Regions from separate parts of the Homo sapiens genome. Here region 1 is linked to region 2. Evidence: read pairs that join two places in POLR2A ChIA-PET (ENCODE). Cell type or tissue: A673. All regions are shown on one strand. Each heading gives the region's core, and the rest is flanking DNA. Links, peaks and the distances in the headings are about the cores only. Region 1 overlaps MTA3 (metastasis associated 1 family member 3). Region 2 overlaps KCNG3 (potassium voltage-gated channel modifier subfamily G member 3).

What was found. ChIA-PET counts read pairs that join two places held together with the same protein. Peaks named below come from ENCODE experiments on the same cell type or tissue, not always from the same donor. Only the 100,000 strongest peaks of a DNase experiment are listed, where the experiment ranks them.
Region 1: POLR2A ChIA-PET joins it to region 2 with 5 read pairs; 5 of 35 experiments call an interaction of 5 or more read pairs at or near these places.

Annotation. Positions count from the first base shown.
Region 1 is chr2:42,612,458-42,615,375 of GRCh38, reverse strand. All of the region lies in intron 4 of MTA3 (metastasis associated 1 family member 3), which reads right to left. The region is part of intron 2 of LOC105374555 (a long non-coding RNA gene); the gene reads left to right. Among named protein-coding and RNA genes, the nearest start is that of MTA3, 45 kb to the right of the region's middle. In A673, for the core only: no CTCF peak of the experiment used is centred there; a DNase peak (open chromatin) is centred at 1,555.
Region 2 is chr2:42,473,746-42,476,663 of GRCh38, reverse strand. All of the region lies in intron 1 of KCNG3 (potassium voltage-gated channel modifier subfamily G member 3), which reads left to right. Among named protein-coding and RNA genes, the nearest start is that of KCNG3, 19 kb to the left of the region's middle. In A673, for the core only: no CTCF peak of the experiment used is centred there; no DNase peak of the experiment used is centred there.

The sequences.
Region 1 (2,918 bases), core at 177-2,676, 140 kb before region 2:
CCATCAAAAAAAATAAAAAATAAAAGTAAAATTAAATGTAAACACTATACAAGGTTCAAATCCTGAATGGCTATTGGATACAGTGTTCCATAGTAAACATTAAAAAAAAAAAAAAGAAAAAAACAGACAATAGATCTTCAAGAACCTTATAATCTAAGATGAAGTCAAGCAATTCTCCTGCCTCAGCCTCCAGAGGAGCTGGGATTACAGGCACGTGCCACCATGACCAGCTAATTTTTGTATTTTTAGGAGAGATGGGGTTTCGCCACGTTGGCCAGGCTGGCCTTCAACTCCTGACCTCAGTTGATCCACCTGCCTCGGCCTCCAGAAGTGCCGGGATTACAGTCATGAGTCACCGTGCCCAGCCTAGGTTTTCTGCTTTTTGTTTTTTTTTTTTTTAAGACAGAGTCTTGCTCTGTCACCCAGGCTAAAGTACAGTGTCACAATCATGGCTCACTATAGCCTTGAACTCCTGGGCTCAAGCAATCCTCCTACCTCAACTTCCCAAATACTTCTGGGAATACAGGCATACGCTGCCATGCCATGCTAATTTTTTTATTATTTATAGAGACAGGGTGTCCCAATGTTGCCCAGGCTGGTCTTTAACTACAAGGTTCATGTAATCCTCCCACCCCGGCCTCTCAAAGTCCTAGGATTACAGGCATGAGCCACTGCACCCAGCTGAATATTAGAATATTTTAAAGCCGAATTCACTATATTACACGAGTTATATATAAGACTGGGTTATATATTAATATAATGAGTACAACAGCCCGAGCATCACAAAGCAGATAATGGAAGGGTAGGTTTAGAGATGAGATAAAAGAAATAGCTACATAATTGTGAGGAGTTGTGTTGCCCATCTCAAATTTACAAATTTTCAGTCTACTTATGAATGAATGCACAATGAAAAGATATTTGTAAGTCAGATGATACAAATTTAAAAGTTATTGAATATTTGTAGTAAGAAAATCTATCAGGCTGGGCGCAGTGGCTCACGCCTGTAATCCCAGCACTTTGGGAGACTGAGGCGGGTAGATCACCTGAGCTCGGGAGTTTCAGACTAGCCTGACCAACATGGAGAAACCCCGTCTGTACTAAAAATACAAAATTAGCCGGGTGTGCTGGCACTTGCCTGTAATCCCAGCTACTCGGGAGGCTGAGGCAAGAGAATCACCTACCACCGGGAAGCAGAGGTTTCGGTGAGCCAAGATCGTGCCACTGCACTCCAGTCTGGGCAGCAAGAGCAAAACTCCGTCTCAGAAAAAAAGAAAATCTATTAATGAAGATATTAAGTCATACACACATATTGGAACTGAATATAGTAAAATAAATACATATGATATCTAGCAGCTGACATAACAAGGCTTATAGTGCTTAATAATGTTTGCAACATATAATCTATTATTCAGCGACCTCAATCACTGTGCATAAATGAAGCATGCTGCCTCTCACTTCCCCTCAAAAAAATGTCCCAAAGGGATACTCACTACTCAAGCCCCATCTATCTCACAAACAAGAGATGAATCACTAACTCTACTCCGAAAAGTCCTGGGTCCTGTCCACTCTCTCTTCCGGTGGAATCAGAAGAAACAAAGAGTTTCCTCCCTGCCACTTTGGGAAGTGTTAAGCGTCTCATGAATATTATAGTTCACAGACTAAAAAGCAACTCAAGAATGCCTCAGTCAGGTTTTCTTCTATGTTCCAAAGAGCACCAAGGAAATTCTGGGCACTTGATAGTGTCCCTGAGAGTAAAACATCAGTATTCACCAAATTACCCTCTTTGCTGCCAAAGAACGATGGGGCTTTGATAATTTTCTCCTTTTAAAGCCAAAAAGATAAGGCATGACTTCAACATTAGCAAAATGTCAAGACCACTCCAATGTGCACTTGTTCTACATCAGCATGTGGGCTGGTTAGCACAGCTCCATGCCTTGGCCAGGGACTGCCCCTAACCCCATTCAGCTGTTTAAAAATGATGGCTAAACAAAGCTAAAATGAGAAAACTCGGCTCTGCCCTATTCCTCCTCAATTTGGAAAAAAACAAAAAGCCCCAAATGTCTATGTCTCTTCATCATAATTCAAAGGAATTACCACCCGGTAAACTCACTGAATTTATAAGCTAGGTCCCTTGTCTCAATTATCAAGCACTTATTAAGCTCCCTAAGCTAGAATATACTCAGGAAATGTGTTCAACAGTAACTAAACGATCATGTAGACTATGTAATTTCTATGTTCAACAAAGAAGTGTCTTGATAATTATATTTTAATATACTCTCTCAGTCCTTATGGAAGACAAAAAACACATCACTAGTTTTTCCATTCCAGGCAATCTGTTAAAAGAAACCAACGTTACTTATAAACAGATTTCAAGCTATCAGGAGAGTAAATTAAAAATATACTTGTGTCTTTTAGATACATTTTTAAAACCATTTGTCAGATTCTTGTTCTGGCAAGAGTCTTAAGACTGGCCACGTAACTTCTTTTTCATTATTTATTTATTTATTTATTTTTTGAGACAAGAGTCTCTCTTGTTGCCCAGGCTGGAGTACAGTAGTGCGATCTTGGCTCACTGCAACCTTCACCTCCCAGGTTTAAATGATTCTTCTGCCTCAGCCTCCAGAGTAGCTGGGATTACAGGCATGTGCCACCATGCTCAGCTAATTTTTGTGTTTTTAGTAGAGAGGAGGTTTCACCATGTTGGCTAGGCTGGTCTCAGAATCCTGACCTAAAGGGATCCACCTGCCTTGGCTCACAAAGTGCTGGGATTACAGGTGTGAGCCACCACACCCAGCCCCACATAACTTCTTAAACTTAAAATTAATCTTTATATTCTAGTGTCTTCCAATTAAATAAATGGAGGCCATGCTCATGACTCACACCTGTAATCCCAGCACTTTGGGAGGCCAAGGTGGGCA
Region 2 (2,918 bases), core at 203-2,702:
ACAAAAAACATTAGCCAGGCATGGTGGTGTGCGCCTATAACCCCAGCTACTTGGGAGGCTTAGGCATGAGAATCTCTTGAACCCGGGAGGTAGAGGTTGCAGTGAGCTGAGATCGTGCCACTGCACTCCAGCTGGGGTGACAGAGCAAGATTCTGTCTCAAAAATTTTTTTTTTTTTAAATTTTTATTGAGAAGGATCTCACTCTGTTGTCCAGGCTGGATTACAGTGGCATGATCTCAGCCCACTGCAGCCTTAACCTCCTGGGCTCAGGCAATCCTCCCACTTCAGCCTCTCAAGTAGCTGAGATTCCAGGCCTGTGCCACTGTACCTGGCTAATTTTTTGTATTTTTTTTTTGTAGAGACTGGGTTTCTCTATGTTGCCCAGGCTGGTCTCGAACTCCTGAGTTCAAGCAATCCTCCCACCTCGGCTTCCCAAAGTGCTGGGATAACAGGTTTGAGTCACTGCGCCCGGCCTGGTTGTAAAATTTGTAACAGATAAAGAGACATGAATAATTGAAAAAATTTTAAAAAACTGTACTTACTTTATTTAAAAAGTTTCAATAGAATTTTAATGTTTTATTAATTATTATTATTATATGAGACGGAGTTCACTCTTGTTGCCCAGGCTGGGGTGCAATGGCACGATCTTGGCTCACTGCAACCTCTGTCTCCCGGGTTCAAGTGATTCTCCTGCCTCAGCCTCCCGAGTAGCTGGGATTACAGGCATGTGCCACCACTCCTGGCTAATTTTGTATTTTTAGTAGATACGGGGTTTCACCATGTTGGTCAGGCTAGTCTCAGAAACTCCTGACTTCAGGTGATCCACCCACCTTGGCTTCCTTAAGTGCTGGGATTACAGGCTGAGCCACTGTGCTTGGCCCGATTTTATTAATTTTATACTGAATTTTGTAATATTCATGTTTTGATCAATTGCATCCTATTAATACTTGGAGTGGTAACTTGATGAAAAAATTTGACACAATTTACAGTCACAGGAATTTTTTTTTTTTTTTTTTTAAAGAGACAGAGTCTCAGACCGGGCGCAGCAGCTCATGCCTGTAATCACAGAACTTTGGGAGGCTGAGGTGGGCAGATCAGTTGAGGCCAGGAGTTCGAGACCAGCTTGGCCAACATGGCGAAATCCCGTGTCTACAAAAAAATAAAAGAATTAGCCAGGTGTAATGATGTGCACCTCTTATCCCAGCTATCCGGGAGGCTGAGGCACGAGAATCACTTGAACCTGGGAGAAAGAGGTTGCAGTGAGCCAAGATCGCACCACTGTACTCCTCCAGCCTGGGCGACAGAGCGAGACTCTATCTCAAAAAAAAAAAAAAAAAAAAGAGACAGAGGCTTGTTCTGTCACTCAGGCTGGAGTACAGTGGTGTGATCATAACTCACTGAAGCACCAAATTCCTGGCTCAGGCTATCCTCCTGCCTCAGCCTCTCAAGTAGCTGGGACTACACTGCACCCAGTAGCACAGGAAATTTTAAACAGTTAAATTGTAAGCCTATTTTTTGTTGTTGCAGAGAAAGGTAATGGGTGTTTACAAAATTTCAAGTATCAAAATATATTACAGTAGGTCCTTTTAAACCTTTGTTATAGAAGTTTGTTCAGCAAATATACTGAACACCTGTGTACTGTGTGCTAAGGACACAATGATGAGAAGACAGGAAATAAGGTAGCTTCCTTGCCCTTGTGTAGCCTGGTCTAATTATGATTAGTTTGCAGAAGTCGTGTACATTGGGTCAGCTGCCACTGGAGTAAGGCAGGCTGGCTCCTCCCAAACCTATTGCTTTCAAAGGATTCATCAGAACAAAAGAATTCCCCTTTATGTGTTCTCTTTAATTTGTCCATATGTAATTTTCTTTTTGTTTTACAACAAAAATTTTAAGTGAAAATTACAATGTAGTGCATAAAACTTAAGTGTAAGATTTGATAAAATTTGACAAATGTTTAAAAAATATATCAGGGCAAAATTAAGTGGGAGAAGCAGAATAGAAATATATGAGAAGAAGTAGCAATGTAAATTTTCTGTTAAAGATTAGTATATATTTTTTAAAATGAGAGTTGGTAGGTATATCAAAACATAATATTTAGATTCATAACCGTTTTTAAAATATATTTATTTTTTCTTTTGAGATGGAGTCTTGCTCTGTCACCAGGCTAGAGTGCAGTAGTGCCATCTTGGCTCACTGCAACCTGCGCCTCCTGGGTTCAAGCGATTCTCGTGCCTCAGCCTCCCGAGTAGCTGGGATTATAGGCATGCGTCACCATGCCCAGCTAATTTTTGTATTTTTAGTAGAGACAGGGTTTCACCACGTTGGCCAGGCTGGTCTCGAACTCCTGAACTCAGGTGATCCGCCCACCTTGGCCTCCCAAAGTGCTGGGATTACAGGTATGAGCCACCATGCCTGGCCGAACAGTGTTTTTTTTTCTCTCCGAGATGAACTCTTGCTCTGTCGCCCAGAGCAAGGGTTGTGGGATCCCACTGCTCTAGGTCACTAAGTCAAAATAGCATCACCAAGAGTCAGAAGATAAGGATGGTCAGCAAGGGGTGATCTCGGCTCACTGCAACCTCTGCCTCCTGGGTTCAAGCGATTCTCCTGCCTCAGCCTCCCAAGTAGCTGGGACTGCAGGTGTGTACCACCACACCCAGCTAATTTTTGTATTTTTAGTAGAGACGGGGTTTCACCATGTTGGCCAGGCTGGTCTCGAACTCCTGGCCTCAAGTGATCCAGCTGCCTCTGCTTCCCAAAGTGGTGGGATTACAGGCGTGAGCCACCGCGCCTGGCCTAACCTGAATAATTTATTTAAATGTTGGTGCTAAGTCATTACAGCAAATGCTTTGAAGATTTTTTTTTTCTAATATAAGTGTTGAAAATAAAGCAAAATTTAAGCATTTAAAAACCGAATTCCT